2 separate regions of the Mus musculus genome follow, and region 1 is linked to region 2. Evidence: chromatin loops called from intact Hi-C (ENCODE). Cell type or tissue: heart. All regions are shown on one strand. Links, peaks and the distances in the headings refer to the core of each region. The heading gives the core; the rest is flanking DNA. Region 1 has its middle 20 kb from the start of Gm11544. Region 2 has its middle 13 kb from the start of Dlx3.

What was found. A loop is a pair of places that touch in the nucleus more often than their neighbours do. Peaks named below come from ENCODE experiments on the same cell type or tissue, not always from the same donor. Only the 100,000 strongest peaks of a DNase experiment are listed, where the experiment ranks them.
Region 1: a loop joins it to region 2, with 2.1 times the contacts of the local background. A loop is called at or near these places in 2 of 42 quality-filtered maps.

Annotation. Positions count from the first base shown.
Region 1 is chr11:94,865,024-94,873,929 of GRCm38, reverse strand. It overlaps A430060F13Rik. Among named protein-coding and RNA genes, the nearest start is that of Gm11544, 20 kb to the right of the region's middle. In heart, for the core only: CTCF peaks have their summits at 3,381 (motif pointing right) and 3,877; a DNase peak (open chromatin) is centred at 3,389; H3K27ac peaks cover 551 bases.
Region 2 is chr11:95,102,828-95,111,733 of GRCm38, reverse strand. No RefSeq gene overlaps it. Among named protein-coding and RNA genes, the nearest start is that of Dlx3, 13 kb to the left of the region's middle. In heart, for the core only: a CTCF peak has its summit at 4,686 (motif pointing right); DNase peaks (open chromatin) are centred at 4,683, 5,073 and 5,590; H3K4me3 peaks cover 126 bases; H3K27ac peaks cover 432 bases; H3K27me3 peaks cover 474 bases.

The DNA.
Region 1 (8,906 bases), core at 2,388-4,887, 240 kb after region 2:
GGCGGTAAGGAGGCAGTGGTTTGGCTCAGAAGGCAGAGGCAGGCAGAGGGAGTTTATTCTGGCCCAAGGCCCCAAGCCAAACATCCTCCACTAACCTAGCAGACACTTCAAAGCCTGAAGGAAAGGGGCCCTTCGGTAAAGGAAACCTGAGGTCCTGGACGCCTGACAACCTGGCTCCCGGCACAGGACCACCCTGTCCCACTCAGTATCAGCCGGCTGGATCAGACTTGAAGCAATGATCGGGAAGGGTCATTTCTATCTACACCCCAACCCCATCGCCACCGCCCCCCTTACCCCCCCCCCCGCGCGCGCGCCTTTGGGGCTATGACAAGGACAAAGTCCTATAACTTTGGTCCCTAGAACATTTTCTTCTTAAGTTGTATGTGCCTCCCTGAGCCCCCCTCTATTCTCCAGGCAGGAAAGGTTGCTAGGAGTCACTTTGCACCCTAATATGTTGTCCTCAGTTTGGAAGAAAAGGACCATTAACTGTGAAAGAACTAATTTCCCTTCCCAGGCTACCTTGCTCTGTAAAAACCTTTTCTACATGGTCCAGGCAAGGACTGAGAGGGCAGGGGACTTACAGGCTAGAAGGAGAACCTAGCGTCAAAAAAATAAAAGCTAAAGTAGAATCAGAAGGCAAAACCTGGGCTGCGAGCCACTGGGTCTCCCTGGAGGCCCTCAGGGGCAGAGGGAGGGAGCCCAGCGGCTAGGCGCTAACACTGGAGAGGGAGGCGTTAACAGGACCACTGCTGAGAGGGGGGTTCCTGGAGCCAACTTGGAGATAAGGAGGCTGGGCTAGGGTGAGGGGCGCGGCCACGTCAGCACAGACGCTGGCTGGGTGCACACAGCACGTGCACACGTATGTACTCCGACGCACGCGCCGTCACATGTGTGCGTGCACACAACTGAAGCCAAGTCTGTCCTCAATTGGGAGCCAGATGATGTGGCTACTCTGCGAAGCCAGGATCGCAGGAAGAATGCGTTCTCCACCCACCTCTTTCCTCCTTCCTCCGCCCCTTCTCGCCCTCATTTTTATTTTATTTATTTATTTATTTTTGACTTCCTGGTTTCTTTCCTGGATGTTCCCAGGCTGTTCCCTGGTCCAAACTTAACTCACAGCCCCAGACCATTAAGAGACTCTCTCTTCAATGTGCCCAGCCCTCAGAGGGCCTGCTTTTTTTTTTTTTTTTTTTTAGCTCCCAGCTTCTTTGGGACTTGGAAATTCTTGTAAATGTAACCGCAAGCCCCAGCCACATCATGGATTGTTGTAAGACATCATACAGACAGGGTACAGTAGAAGCCTCTTTCAAGGGGTAAGAATAGAGCTGAAAAGTGAAGAATCTAGGAATCTCAAATTCCTTGTTTCTTTATGGCCCCAGGCGCCTACCTCAAGGAATAAGGGGAGCACGGAGCAGAAACCGAGGTTGTGGGAGTGGATGAAGACCCAGATGGAGGAGACTGGAGGTCTCTAGACCCTCAACCCAGTTTTAGCTCAGCTTCTGAAGCTGACATCTTGGTACTTCTGTTTCATCTGCCACCCCAGACAGCCAAAGCCCATTAGCTCAAAAGTCTCCTCTTAGCCGGGCGCGGTGGCGCACACCTTTAATCTCAACACTCGGGAGGCAGAGGCAGGCAGATTTCTGAGTTCGAGGCCAGCCTGGTCTACAAAGTGAGCTCCAGGACAGAGAAAACCAAAAAACCTGTCTCGAAAAACCAAAAAAAAAAAAAAAAAAAAAAAAAAAAAAAAAAAATGTCTCCTCTTGCCACCACCATCCACTTCCTGAACACTGCCCTCAGGTCTGGGCCCCAGAAACCTAAACTTTGGAAGTATAATAGTCCCCAAAATGTCTTTTCTGCCCCCCACCCCTGCTAAGGAAGGTGAGCATTAGTAGAGACCCCCTAACCCAGTCATTAGGGTAATAAGCTCTCTGCACGGACAGTTTCAGGCGGTTAGCCCTACCTCTCTATCTTGTTCCACAGACTGGCAGCTCTGACTTGGGGTCAACTCCAAAACTCACGTAGTCCACCCCCCACCCTGTGTCTATCATTCAGGAAGAAGGGCTAGTGGGCTTCCATAGTCAAATGAATGTTGTTGGGAAGGAGACTAAGACCCTGGCCCCACTGGCAGGACCGGGCTGGCCCCTCTACCCATCCTAGAAGGTGGGTCAGCAGTTGTTCCCCCAAACACCCTTAGAATATCTCAATTTCTGGGGTGTTACTTTACTAAGAGAAGGGTTCATAAGCTTCAACGTGCTGTTGGGGGACAAGAAGCAGAAGTAGACACCTCCAAACACATAGCAAGTAGGGTCAATCTGGAACCCCATCACTAACCAAGGGCCACTCAACAAAGACTTTGGAAACAAATTTCCCCTAGGAGAAACTCATTCCTGACCCTGGAGGCTCCAACCAGCTTCCTCTCTGACAACACAGCCTCTGTTTACTTGGAACAAAGCACCATGGGAAATGAAGACTGAAACAGATTTGGCTGGTTCCCTGCAGCCTACTGGGAACAAAGAGGACTGGGTCCACACATCTTCAAGAGAGAAGGGAGAGGCCCATAGAGACAACAGGGAGGACGCTGGAGGGTTACTTTTACAAGACCAAAGTCTAAGAGGGCTTTCTGGAGGTGGTGGTGAGAAGGAGTTTATTGAATTTGAGAGAGGTGGGAAGCAACTCAGGCTGAAACCAGGAGAGAATTGGCGAGAGAGGGGTGAAGATTCTAGACTATGATGGCAGGGCAGCGAGAGGATGTTGGATGAGGGACTGTTTTGGGGACGGGGCCTTATGAAAGTGGCAGAAGGAGCCTCTGAAGGCTGGAGAGCAAAAGAGAAACATATTCCATCAGGGTCAGCAGGGCACCCAGGCTAAAGATCTTATGGAAAATGGCTGTGACATCCCCAATGAGCAAGGCTGCATTACACAGGGGAGGTGACAGCAATGACATTCTCCGGTCTCTGAGAGAGTTCTCCAGAGATCCGTAAAGGACAATGGGAAAGGAGTAAACTAGAAAGAGCAGAAATCTCTCAGATGAGATGTGATACAAATGCCTTTAAGCTCAGAGTTCCAGAGGCAGGGTTAATCAGTTCTCCATGAGTTCAAGGCTAGCCTTGTCTACATAGTGAGTTCCAGGACAGCCAGGACTCTGTAGAGAGACCCTGTCAAAAGAGAGAGGGGGGAAGGGAGGAAAGAAGGGAAAAGGGAGAGGGAGAGAAGGAGAGAGGGAGGGAGGGAGAAAGGAGGAGAGGGAGAGGGAGATCTCAGGGCCCTGTCCCAGTGTCACCTCCCACCATGTGTGGGAGGGGTCAGTACCAGTAATCCTCCCAGACAGGTCACTGTCCTACCTCTTCTAATTTGACCTTAGCTGGGGTGCAGAACACGTTCTGGACAGCAGAGGGGGCTGCTGAGCCCTTCAGGGACAACAGTGCTTATTCCTTGAAGCCTATATAGAGGGACAGAGAGAGAGCAGCTTTGGAAAGAGGCAAGTCCCTTCACTCCTGGGTACTTCATTCTGCCACAAACAAAATCAGCTCATGTTTATTTGCTATTGCTGTATGCCAGACACTGGAGAACTGGAGTTGGGGAGAGAGACCTTGCCTATGCCTGCCCAGCTGACCCTGGGGAGGCAGAAGTGAACTATTTTCGGTTTTGTATAAGATCGCTCGGTATACGAAGCAATTCATGTCATCCTTCAGAGTCTGTGTGTGTCATTTCATTTGTCTCTGACTCATCGGTCTTCCTTTTGCATCCGTCTCTTTTGCAGAGAGTTAGAGACTGCATGGCTTATGGTCACACAGCCCACCAGCCAGAAGTGGCATATTTGCTAAAATGACTCAATGCTGCCCCTATAGGCAGAACCGAACTAAAGCCAAGTATGCACCCTCCTTAGAAGAGGCCACAGCCCAGTGCTATTAGTTGTCATAGATACAGAGTAGTATTAGTAGAATGTGGAGAAGCAAGGGATGGTAGGATAAAATGCAGAGGGATGAAACAGAACACAGCCCAGCTCTTCCCCCCAGGATCTGCTAGGCAGGTATAGGCAAGGTCTCCCTCCTCCCAACCCCAGCTGGTTGTTCCTCCCAAAGAGCTGCAGCCTGCCTGGCTGAGATGTAGTCACTTGGGCTATGTGTGGGGTCTCAGAACCTACATGGTCATAACTGTGACTCAGCCCTAATGTCCTCTGTGAGTTGGCCTTCCTGGCCTCTGGACTCCAGCTGCCTTCTCTGAGAAGGCGTGGGTGACCAGCTGACCTCCAGGCCCTTAAAGCCAGACCCTATGAGGGACCACAGACAATGAACTCCTTCTTCAGCAAAGAAAAGTAGATGTGCAGAAAGCATGGGGACTTTGTCACTCTTAGGAGACCCAGGCTGGAATTTGGTGTGGAATCTGGAGCGCTACAAAGACTTCAGAAGTTCTCTGGGTCTTCTTGCCTCTGCTTCCCAGCATGCAAGAGGATATCCATGCATGCATGCACATGCCACCCTCTCATGGCTGGCTCACTGGGTGGGATGGGGGTGCAGTCCTAGAGTGGGCCCCCTTTCTCTCTGAACAACGGCAGGTCCTCTACACGGCAGTGCTGACACACACCTTTGATCACAGCACTCGGAGGCAGAGGCAGGTGGATCTCTGATCTCATGGCCAACCAGGCTTCAAGTTCTAGGACAGCCAGGCCTTCACAGAGAAAGAGTAGCCCTCCCACGCAGCTCCATACCTGACTTTGCCTACAGGAATGCTAAGCCTCAGTCTTAATGAACACTGGAAAGGGCCTTGGACTCTTATCCTATGCAGGAATCTTCAGCTTTCAGTCTCATCCCCACCCTATGTGCAGATAGGGATGCAGAGAGACAATTTGGTATCTTGGGAAAAAAATATGGGAGGTCAGAGGTAACCTTTAGGGACCCTTTGGGCTCTGCTTGATAAATCAAGTGTAGGTACCACACTTTCTTTTTTCAGAAGTTAGAGGGAAAGGGTGAAGCTGCTGTTCTCCAACGTCTATTCCTGTGGCATTTTCAACGTGAGCAGAGCCAAACACACCAGGTAAATTCTGAGACACTTTGAATTTCACATAACATATTTTAGCATTTATTTGTTATTTTGATTTTTGTTTAGTAGCAAGGTGGTGGCCTTTAATCCTAGTATTCAGGAGACATAGGCAGGCAGATCTCTGAGTTCGAGGCCAGCCTGGTCTACTGAGTGAGTCCCAGGATGCCAGAGCTACACAGAGAAACCCTGTCTCAAAAAAAAAAAAAAAAAAAAAAAAAGCTAATTTTGAATCTCACATGACAAATTGTCTTAGGCTTTTACTGCTGTGAACAGACACCATGACCAAGGCAACTCTTATAAGGACAACATTTAATTGGGGCTGGCTTACAGGTTTAGAGGTTCAGTCCAGTATCATCAAGGTAGAATCATGGTAGTATCCATGCATGTATGGTGCAGGAGAAGCTGAGAGTTCTACATCTTCATCTGAAGGCTGCTAGCAGAATACTGGCTTCCTGGCAGCTACAGTGAGGGTCTCAAAGCCCACAACCACACTGACACTCCTACTCCAACAGGGCCACACCTTCCATTAGTGCCACTCTCAGAGCCAAGCACATACAAACCATCACATTTCACTCCCTGGTCCACATAGGCTGGTTCAAACATATGAATCTATAGGGGCCATATCTAGCCATAACATTCTTCCAAACATAATCGGGCCTATCACAGCAATACCCCACTCCTGGTACCAATTTCTGTCTTAGTTAAGATTTTACTGCTTTGAACAGACACCATGACCAAGGCAACTCTTATATAGACAACATTTAATTGGGGTTGGCTTACAGGTTCAAAGGTTCAGTCCTGTTTCATAAAGCCAGGAACATGGTAGAATGGCGCAGGAGAAGCTGAGAGTTTTACATTTTCATCTGAAGGCAGCTAGCAAAATACTGGCTTACAGGCAGTTAGGATGAGGGTCTCAAAGCCAACACCTACAGTGACACACTAGTCCAACAAGGCCACACCTTCCAACAGTGCCATTCTCAGGGCCAAGTACACAGAAACCATCACACAGGTAAACTTTAGTATCTAAATACAACTTTAATTGCCTTTCCTTCTTCTGGCAACAGTACATCTGGGTTAGATGGATGACAGAAACTAAAAGGAAATACCACCAGCCCATTCTGCCCATCAGGGCCACTGGTACTAGCTACTTCCCTTCAGTTCCCCATCCCACACATCTGCACCTCTCCTCTCAACTACCAAGTGTCCCTGGCCATCTCCTCTTTCCGGAGACATAATTAGAGGCTCTAAGCCTGTACAGGGTGGCAGGCAGCAGGTTTCAGCACTGTCCCATGGAGGGTCCACCTCAGCTGTAGGCAGGGGGCTTCAGTCAGGCTCCATTAGTAACTACAGGGGCTTTAAAGAGAGCCATACTCCTCTGTCTCCCCTTTACTCTTCTTAGACTCAGTCTCCAGAGATTGCAAGTAGAGGGGATTCTCAGGGGCCCCATCCCAATTGCGCTTGGCTTGGCTCTGGAAGGTTCTGTTGTTAAGCACTAGAAGGGGCCAAGGGATAATGAGAAACAGAGGCAGAAAGTGGGAGAGAGACCAGAGGCCAAATCCTTGGAGGACAATGAACGAGCTAGCATCCTTGGGGCACAGGAGTGCAGGGACCAAAGCAGTCAGGGAAATTCGAGAAAACTAAAACCAAAACATTCTTGCTCCCGTGACCTACAGCGGGTGATAGAAACAGGAGGAAAAACAGGGGGTGGGGGTGCGGTGCCAAAGGTTGCCTTTAGAGAAGGGGAGACACTGAAACTGGAAAACAAAAACTGGGAGAAAAGGCCAGGCTTGGAGAGTCTCTCAGTATGTCAGGTAAAAAGGGAACCAGTGGTCAGTGGAGGTCTCCAAGAAGCTGCCTGTTTCTCAGTAGCCATGTTAGAGTGACAGGTAACAGGAGATGTGAGGTGCACTTCCCACTAACATCAGAGCCTCCAAGGGTGATTTTCCTGTGTCCCCAGACTAGACAGCTATCCAGCCTCTGCCTCATTGTGTCACTTCCTTGAGCTTGGCTGTCACATATCTCTCTTCCATCCTTGACACTCACCATGCATCCACCTGTCCAGGGGTCTTTCTTGCAAAGGGCCCCAGAGCCTCTCAAGTCAAGTCCAGTGTCCCAGGGTGCACATTGGCGCTGTCCAATGCTGCCACCTGGCGGCCATACTTTGACCGCCTGAGTCCTTCCATGAATCCCACCTGGCCTGCTCATTCCCCTCCTGAGGTCTACCTGCTTTATGGCCACAGTGAACAAAGTCTTGAGCCTCGATTTTTCTTTAGTCAGAAGGGAACTGTACCAGCACCCCCCACACAAAATTGCAAGGACACTAATATCCCAGTACTGTGGGGAATGCTGTATCAAAGCTTTTCCTCCCCAATTCAGGGTCTTCCCCCCCCCCCCCCCCGGCTTGGACAAACCACAAAGGAATGGCTCCATTTATGTGACACATACCCCATTATCCTTCTTGGGCCTTGGCCTGCCTTTCCCACAATCTCTGCCTCCCTCCCTTTGCTGCCTTTCTTGTGTTTGGCCAGTACAGCGCCCTCCAGTGGCGAGCTCATCTCTCAACGTTTATCCATTTATTTTGAGTGTTTGAAATAAAAACAAATCAGAAAGCCCAGCCTGGTCTACAGAGTGAGTTCTAGAACAGCCAGAGTTACACAGAGAAACCCTGGAAACCCTGTCTTGAAAACTAAAACGTTAACAAAAGATATCTAATTACAGCTATTCATCCCCCCACCCCCCCGTGTGTGTGTGTGTGTGTGTGTGTGCGGGCAAGTGCATGGAGTTGACTTTCTCCTTCCACTTTGCGGAAGAACCCATGGGGTCCCGAAGGATCTACACGATCCAGAGATCAATTTCTGGTTGTGAGAGCACAGGGCTTTAATCAATGTATTCAGAAAGCAGAGGCAGGGGGATCTCTGTGATTTGGAATACAGCCTGGTCTATGTGGTGAGTTTCAGAGCAGCAAGTGCCATGTAGAGAGACTCTGTCCCAAAAACAAAACAAAGAAAGCGAAACATTAGTCAGGTTTTCAGGCTTGGTGCACAGCACATTTACCCACAGAATCACCTGGCTGACCTTACTGGTTTGTTTTTGTTTAAAGTTTATTTATTTCATATTTATGTGTATAAGTATTTATTACATAGATGTATGTCTACCATATGCATGCCTGATGCCATTAGAGTCCAGAAGAGGGTGACAGTATCATCTAGAAGTAAGAGTTTCATGTGCTTGTGAGTCATCTTGTATATAGATGCTGGAAACTGAATCCAGGTCCAAGGACAACGGCTGTTAATCTCTGAGTCAACTTCCCAGACTCTTCAGCCTCCCCACCCCAACAGGGTTTCTCTGTGTAGTCTTGGCTAGCCTGGAATTCTTGGTCAGTAGACCAGGCTAGCCTCAGTGATCTACCTGTCTCTGTCTCCTGAATGCTGGGATTTAAAGACTTGTGATAACACCACCTGACTTTTTTTTTTTTTTTAATCCAGGCTCCTACCTGGATTGGATCTCACTAATTAGATAACACTAGCTTTGAACTCACAGAGATTTGCCTCCTCCCTGATGGGATTAAAGGCTGTGTCACCACGCCCTGCTCTATCCACCATTTAAGCACAGCCCAGCAGAGGGACTTCCACAGTGCTCTTCTCCGTCCAACATACAAGGCTGGCAAATCAACCTCTTCTAACCTCCCACCTCCCAGTTCCTCAAACTCAAGCAAGGCCAGCTCCTCTCCACTTCTCTTCCCTGAGGTCCTGTTCAGCTTGCAGCCCTGGTCCAGCCAACTCCAGTGTGTTAACTCTGGGCCTATCCTGAGGCTGGACCCATAGGTGGAGAGAAGTGGGAAAGGCCCTGCCCTGTCACTCTGTCCT
Region 2 (8,906 bases), core at 3,299-5,798:
CTATGCGAATACACATAGTAATGGCAGTACATTTTAAAGAGGGGGGGATGAAAACATTCCTTGCAGCACCTGCCCAATTTATCTGCAAAAATAATCTATCTTTAGGAAAACAAGACAGAGTTAAAAACAAACAGCACCAGGAGTTCAGCCATTCGCTGCCTGTGACTTAACAGGAAGAATCCCAGAGTCAGCATTCTGCGCCCAGTCTGCCTTATCCATCAGCTGCCCGTGGAACACCTGCTCTGGGTACTGGGCTTGCTTTCCAGTAAGTTCCTTCTACCCTTTATTTTCATGTTTTGTATGGTTTTGATTTTGAGACAGTTTCTCTGTGTAGCCCTGGCTGACCTGGAACTCACTTTGTACACCAGGCTGGCTTTTGAACACAGAGATCTGCCTGCCTCTCTCTCCCAAGTGCTGGGATTAAAAGGGTACATCCCACTGCCTGGTCTAACGCTTATTTTCAAAGACACTGTCCTAAAGCTAAATATTTATGTATTGAGACTCTGCAATCCTCCTGTCTCATCCTTCTGAATGCTAGGATTACTCGTGTGCCTCATTATGTTTGATTTAAAAAAAAAAAATCGGGGGCTGGAGAGATGGCTCAATGGTTAAGAGCACGGACTGCTCTTCTGAAGGTCCTGAGTTCAAATCCTAGCAACCACATGGTGGCTCACAACCATCTGTAATAAGATCTGACACCCTCTTCTGGTGCATCTGAAGACAGCTACAATGTACTTACTTATAATAATAAATAAATATTTAAAAAAAAGAAAAAAATCACTCTTTTGTTTGTCTGGCTTTGCTTAGGCAAGCACTCTCCACTGAGTTATGCTCCCCTTCATCTTTGTACTTTATTTATTTATTGTTAACTTAAAAAAAAAAAGGTTTATTTATTTTATGTATGCAAGTACACTGTAGCTGTCTTCAGACACACCAGAAGAGGGAGTCAGATCCCATTACAGATGGTTGTGAGCCACCATGGGGTTGCTGAGAATTGAACTCAGGACCTCTGGAAAAGCAGTCAGTGCTCTTAACTGCTGAGCCATCTCTCCAGCCCTATTGCTAACTTTTAATTTTCAAACATGTATTCATTTACTGGAGGTGAGAGCATACAGATGACCTGGTGCACGTGTGGAGGTCAGAGGACAGTTTTTAGGAGTAGAGTCTCTCCTTCCTTCATGTGGGTTTTAAGGATAAGATACACGTCATCAGGCTTGGGGACCATCACCGTCACTGTCACCTTTAAGCACTGAGCCATTTGATAGCTGTTTTTTGGGGTGTAAGGGGGAGTATCAGGGGGAGAATGTTCTGTGTAACCCTGGCTGTCCTGGAACACGCTCTATAGCCCAGGCTGGTTTCAAACTCAGAGATCTGCTTGCCTCTGTCTCTCGAGGGCTGGAACTAAAGGCGTGTGTGCTACTACACCCAGCTTCTGTTTTGTCATTTTTGCTCGGTATGACTGTGTCACGCAAGGCTAGCTCTCTAATTTTGGTCATGGGGGTTGGATTTTGGTCACCTCAGCCATTAAGAACACTGTCTGTTCTTGCAGAGGACCAGGGTTCTAGTCTATCACTTACACAGCAGTAACAACCATCCGGAAGTTACAGGGAATCTGCTGCTCTCTTCTAGCCTCCCACACACACGTGATGCACAGATCTTCAGGAAAGCAAAACACCAATACATATAAAATAAAATAAATAATCTTAAAAAAAAAAAAGTTGGTCACCAGAGGTTGGTGTTACCTTCTGCAAGCCAGGGTCACTTGGACACCTTGAGGAGTTGGGCTTCTTCAGGTCTAAGTTGCTGTTTGCCGTCCTTCTCAGATCCCTTCTCCCAGCTGGATTGCATTTCCATCTCCCAGAAGTCCTGGTGGAAGAGGCACTTCTCCCACATGGACCAGGGATTGAATCTCATTAGACACTGGTCACACACCTATCCCCAAACCAGTTAGTGTCTCCTAAGGGAGTGGCCTGTCTGGGTCCCGCATTCACTCACCATGTGAGATAACAGCCCTCCCCACTCTAGGGGAGTGGGGGCCCTTCCCAGAAAAGGGTCTAGATGGCGCACAGGCAGAAGCATCCAGGCTGGCCATTACCCCCTTGGCGGAGAGCCAAAGTGCTTTCCGTTAAATCGTTTTGGGCTAGATCCCCAGAGCCAAGCAAACACGTCTCCATTTGATCACTTCCCGGATTATTGAAATGACCTATTGATGTGTCTCTCGCTGGGCAGCAAGCTCTCAAGGACAGTCACAATTGCTTCCTACCCTGTCCTCTACATCTTGTACCCAGCCAAGACTATACAACAACTATAGGCTGCCCCTGGGATCTTAGGCCAGCCCTGCTCTGGGCTGGTCCTCCATAGAGTTCAGATCAGCCTGGGCTGTAGGAAAAACCCTGTCTCAAAAAAAACCACAATAAAAAAATCATCACCTTCTCTCCCTGGATTCCTGTAGCCCAGTCACCTGGACATGATTGTGGCTCTGTGGAGCTAAGCAGGGATACCTTACTTCCCTGTATGGAAGCACAGTGACTCATGGGAGTCCACGCCCCTTTCAGCCCATCTGACTAGTCACTTGCTAGGTTCCCTGGGTTTTCCCCACTCTAGGTTCAACCCTGATGGTCCCTGGATGATGCACAATATCTAACAGCAGCCTTTGTTCCCAAAAGGGTGGGTACATAGAGGGAGTTAGGCTCCATGGACGGCTAATTTTATGTGCAGCTGACTTCTGGGACATGTCAGCCTCTGCGGTCATGTTATCCAATTCCTTACAATAAACCTCCCAGGGCCCACACAAACTCTGTTTCCCCGGAGATGAGTAGAGGTGCCTCCCCAGAACATCTGGGAGGAGCAAGTAGAGAAAAGCCCCAGGATTTTACTTTTTAAAAAGATTTATTTATATATTTTATGTATATGAGTGCTCTATCTGCATGTACACCTGTGTGCCAGAAGAGGGCATTGGATCCCATTACAGATGGTTGTGAGCCACCATGTGGCTGCTGGGAATTGAACTCATGACCTCTGGAAGAGCAAGGAGTGCTCTTAATCACTGAGTGTTGGTGTCAGGATTGGCTCCGAACCCATTGACAATTCACCTAGGCGACAGCGACCTGCACACCTGTTGCCAAGGCAACCGCCACCATATTGCCAGAATCCACTTGGCTCACTTCCCACCTTTACCTGCGGCTACATCACTATCCAAATAAAAGGAAGACCCCTCCCGCTGATCTCTCTCTCTCTCTCTCTCTCTCTCTCTCTTTGGCCTGGTGTGGTCTGTCTGGAGCTGTGCTTCTAACACAACACTGAGCTATCTTTCCAGCCCCAGATTTTATCTTAAGATAGGAAGAGATACAACAAAAACAACAGCCAAGTTACCTGCCTAGTCCTGTGAGCTTGATAGGAAATCTCAGTAGTTGGAGCAGTGTGTGAGACAGCCTGGCAGCCTGGGCCCTGCCTGAGTTGAACACTGAGTCTATGGCACAAAGAAGCAGGTTTGTAGGATTGAGACAGTGTCCCCCAGAATGGGGCTGGCCTCTGTGGGACACCATGGAGGCTTCAGGGGCAGGGCACTTCAACCAGGATTGGGACAGGGACAAGGAGTCACATGGATACTTCTACCTGCTGCTGTCAAACAGGCTGTGCCCTTCCAAGGCCCCATCCTCCGAGGGCCTATGAGACTTGATTTGTCCCAGTCAAATTGGGGTTCTATACCTAGTGGGAATGCCAGAGTAAATATCAGTGAGTTCATCACATCTGGGCGTGTCCTTCCAACAATAGAAAACAAATACACAGTTGAGCATCCATGTGTCCTGCAACTGGCCCTGGAGGCTGAGATGCAGGATAAAGGGGGAAGAGAAGGTAGAGGGTGGAGAGAGATGCTGAGGGTGTTTATCCAGGACAGACAGACAAAGCCGCAGTGTGTCAGAGCCCCAATTTTACCAATGTAGAATGAAGCTCAGAGAGGGAGAGAGACCTGCCCAAAGGCACACAGTGATGCCTTCTGTCTTCAGAGCAGAGGCATGTCACCCAGTTGGAGCCTTGACTCTGGTGGTTCTCATCTCTGTCCCAGCCAATAGTGGCATGTGGCTCTGGGCTGGCTGGACCTGCCCTCTCAAGGGAGAGCAGCCGGGCAGTTTCTTCACTTGAGTTGAGAGACATCCACTGACTTTGTAGATTCAGATGTTGGAAAAAAGGCAGAGGGCAGCAGCCAGAGTTCATTATAGCTCTTCTGTTTCTCTGTGGGGAGGGCAGGAAGCCCCCTGCCTACCCTCTCTTTGTTTGGTGGGACAAGAGAGAGGAAAAAAGATCAAACTGGAGGTGGACTTTTCCAAGCATTAGAAGTCTCTTCCTTTTTTATTTTTTAAAAAGAATTATTTTATGTATAGGGGTACACTGTAGCTGTCCCCAGACACACCAGAAGAGGGCATTGGATCCCATTACAGATGGTTGCTGGGAATTGAATGAATAATCTCTGGAAGAGCAGTCAGTGCTCTTAACCGCTGAGCCATCTCTCCAGCCCTAGAAGTCTCTTTCTACGAAGAATTGTAAGTGGCTCGCGCCACACACTCATAAGCCTATGATCTCAAGATAAGAGGATTGTGAATTCAAGGCTAACCTGAGGAAGAGCCAATTCCAGATCCTACCTACACTGTGGGGGCAGGCGCTTATAGTGACTGCAGTTACCATGGTCACCACCAGGTGGCAGGCCCGCCCACTTCCAAAGGACTAGCGGCTGGGAATTAGGATAACTCGGTTGAGTGATGGGTTTGCTTATTCATCCTTCGGTCATTTATTCGATTATCATTCATTCATGGTTTCTATTCCCCAAGCACATTTTTGTGCCAGGAGGCACTGTTTTAGATGTGGCTAGGACAAGGTGGACGGATGTTCTAGGCACTTCACCCTCCCTCTCTGCTCAGCGGGCGGTACAGGCTGTCGCTGGTCAGGCCTACAATGGCGGCAGGTGTCTGTGGGCCAGGTCTTAAGCCACATGGCGGACTGCCTGGGTTTCTTCCCGCTGCAGCCACTTGGGATGGTGCTCCTATCCTTTCCCTCTGTAGCAGAGCCAGCAGGCAGTGGGCCCTGCGCAATGTTTGGATCGCTGCCCTGTATCAGGTCGCCCGCAGCGGGTCTCAGGTGTAGCCACACAATGGTCCCTGGGGCTGAGGTTTTCCCCATCTCTCTTCTTCCTCTAAACACGCTCAACCTCAAACCGCCAATCCCAGCCCCCTCTCCTGCTGCTTCCTTCTGCTCTCTTCAGCAGCTTTTCTCAGAAGTAGCCAGGGAGCTGAGGATGGGTACTAGAGACGCCTGGGCCTGGGATGCTTGGGAATCCATCTGTTTTCTTCGAATCTCCCTCGCTGCCCCTCCTCCGTCCCCCCACCCCACCCCCCATGTCACTAGTTTCCGGTGTGTTGGAAGCATCTTCTCTTTGGCTGTTGACAGGGTCCCCTCCTAAGGACATCCTCTAAAGACCAGGGAGTTTGGGGTTGTACACTGCCCAGGCCTTAGTTCCTCACACAGAGCCCTGCATGCATGGTCCAGATGAAGGTGGTCTACTGCACACAACTATGTGTAGAAGGAGATCATGGGGACCCACCCACCTGTGCCAAGCAGGGTGATGTGTAGGAGGCGGCACTGAGGAACTCACCCAGTACCTGGCACCCTTTGCCCAAGGAGTTGCCCTGATCTAACGTGGAGGTGCCTGCTTCCCACCTTAATAAGAACCACGGGGCTTCAAGGGTTTACACCCTAAGGATGCTGAGCCTACAGGGGACAGAGAGTATCTTGGAAACCATTCTTTGAACAGGTTTCTGATTCCAGAAGAGATCTGCCACTTCTGCCCCAGCTCACATCCTCCCTTATCCAGGGTCCCGGGTCTGGCGACTCACAGCACAGCTCAGCTGGGAGGCATCTAGCTGTGCCCACAGCTCTGGCATCTGGCCGCTGGCCCCACATCCGAGGCGCTCTACTGAGACCTCCCTAGCAGTCCTCTTCCCCATTAGTGTTGTGTTCCCTGCAAGTACATCTAAGAGGTGGGCAAGGCCTGGCGCGCCAAGCGCTCGGGTGCCAGGTGGAGTGGGAGTTCCGCTCTTTATCAGTTCATCACATTCCGCGCATTCCCTCCGGGCTGAGTCGGGGAGGTCAGCCGGAAGGAAGAATGCGGGCGGGGGGTGGGGGTGGGGGCGGCTTAAAGTCCTTGGTCTGGGTCTGTGGGTCTGCTTTAGCTGGGCTTCTGCGGGGCTATCTCTGTTCGCTCCTTCCCTGCACCCCTCAGAGGTCTTCTTCAACACTGTGCGCTGCTCCAAGGTCTCCTCTCGGTGGCTCTCTTTCTCTTCCTGCTCTGTTCCCCTCGGATTTTTTTTGTTTTGTTTTATGTTCTGTCCCCGCCCCCTGCCCTTCTCAGCTGCCTTCTCTCTTCCATCTCTGAATGCTGATGTGAGTCGAGAGACAGGTGAGTAGAATTTATTTCGTGCAGACTGCTTCTGCTCTGACCATTTTCTATGTGTCTTGGGTCTAGGACTTGCCTTCTATGGCCATGGTCCCTTCCACCCTTGGGAACACCGTGTTCTGGGTTTCCAGCCCTGGTTCCCCTAGCCCTTACCACCTCCTCCTCCTCCTCCTCCTCCTCCTCCTCCTCCTCCTCCCCCCCTTCCCTCTCCCCTCCCCCCTCCTTCTCTTTTCCTGACTCTCTCTATCCTGGAGCGATTTCTTTTCAGAGCTCCCTTCCCGTCTTTACAAGGCTAACGGTGAAGGCCAGCCTTCCTGCCTCCCACCTGTACCTAGGTCACTTACTCTCTGGCTAAGATGCCTGCCAGTCTTCTCAGAAGCACCTAGGTATTGGTTTGGTTAGTACTTCAACAGTGTTGTCCTAATGCTAAAATGGGGTATGATAGTCAAACATCAACCCATGAGCCACATCCCCAGTTATCCTCAACATATTACATCAGAAACATAGAGCGTTGTGTCCTCCACAATATCAGAATTTATTGAAAAAAAACAATACATTCCCAAGCCGCCTTGGTTCGGTTGGCAGAGATTTGCCAGTTGTTCTGATTTTTTCCTGTGGTTGTTAACAGTTTCTTTGATTCTAATCTCAACTCCTAATATTAGCTGTCAGAGTCCACACTAACACTTCTCGCAAGAACACACAGATGCACAGGTTACAGGCCGACTGACTGTCCTGCGGGAGGCAGAGCTGACCTGAAGTTCAAGGAAGTCTGTGGAGGACCAGATAAGGAGTCCTACTACAGGAAGGAAACCAGATAAGAAATTTTATGAACCAAAGGCCCAGAGCTACTCCGCCACACAGCTGTCAAGCTAAGTAAATAAATAAGTCCAGGTGACAGGCCATTTGAGGATCAGTTTGAAGCAGGATGAATGTCACGAGCAGGAGAAACAGCGGATGCACAGAGACAGGGGCAGGAGCCCTAGGATAGGATAATCTTCCTGGACAGAGTTTGTGACAAGTGACCAGCTGACTCGTCAGTGTACCTGACATGTTTTGGTCTTGGGTGCTCCTGCTTCCCAAGTGATTGGTAAGCTTTGAAGTTTGTGATGGTTTGACCCTAGGCGCAGATGTCACCATTTCTTAGCATAAGTAATTTACTGTGTCTCCTGGTGTGTTGGTGCCTGTTTATTTGTGTAAAGAGAGAGAGTCGTGGGACAGAGATGGTTCAGGCTGGAAGGCACTGGAACCTGATAGTGTTCACTCCAGCCCTGGGTTCTAATCAGTGGAAGGAGAGAACCAGTTCCCCAAAGTTGTTCTCTCACCTCTACATGTGTGGTATGGCAGGCATACACACACATGCACAGACACATGCATAAACATGTGAGTCAGAGGCAGGCAGATCTCTGTGAGTTTGAGGACAGCCTGGTAAACACAGAGAGTTTCAGACCAACCCAAGGTAATATTGTGAGTCCGTGTCAAAACAACAACAACAACAACAAAAAGAACAGAGAATCATTGTTTCTTTGCATTTCTACTCAAAATGAGGTAGCTCAGGCAAAAGGTTGTTGCTTTTAAAAATGGAGTCATGCTAGGCTAGGCACAACCCACAGGTTGACATTGGCCCAGCACAGAGTGACCTGGAACAGTGGCAGCTGTCCTTACTAGCCCTTAGCTCCTTGGTGCTTATTTTTGTTTGTTTGTTTGTTTTTAAAGGTTTATTTACTTATGCATACAGTGTTCTGTGTGCACGAATGCCTGCAGGCCAGAAGAGGGCACCAGATCCCATTACAGATGGTTGCCAGCCACCATGTGGTTGCTGGGAATTGAACTCAGGTCCTCTGGAAGACCATCTAGTGCTCTTAACCGCTGAGCCATCTCTCTAGCCCCATGGCTTTTGTTTTAGTTGAAGAAAGGGTCTCACTGTGTGGCCCAAGCTGGCCTTGAACTTGCAATCCTTCTGCCTTAGCCTCCTACCTACTGAGACCCTAGGTGTATAGCATGCTACCTGTCTTACAAATTTCTTAACTAGGACACCAAAAGTATTTAAGTATAAAGGCAAAATTTGAGAAATTATTATTCATTAAAATTGGGGTTAAGCAATCATTAGGGAGACAGAGGCAGGAGGATCACAAGTTTGAGACTACCCAGTTAGTCTGTGTTTCAAAGAGAAGGAAGAAGAGCCACTGTTAAGCAAGTGTCACAGGGGGGCTGGGGATGCAGAAAGGGCTGAGCAGGGGCTCACATGGCCAGGGTCCCTCTTCAGTCCTTAAAAAGAGGAGATGGCAGCTGGGCATGGTGGCACACACCTTTAATCCCAGCACTTGGGAGACAGAGACAGGTGGATTTCTGAGTTCGAGGCCAGCCTGGTCTACAAAGTGAGTTCCAGGACAGCCAGAGTGATACAGAGAAACCCTGTCTCGAAAAAAACCCACAAAAAAAAAAAAAAAAAAAAAAAGAG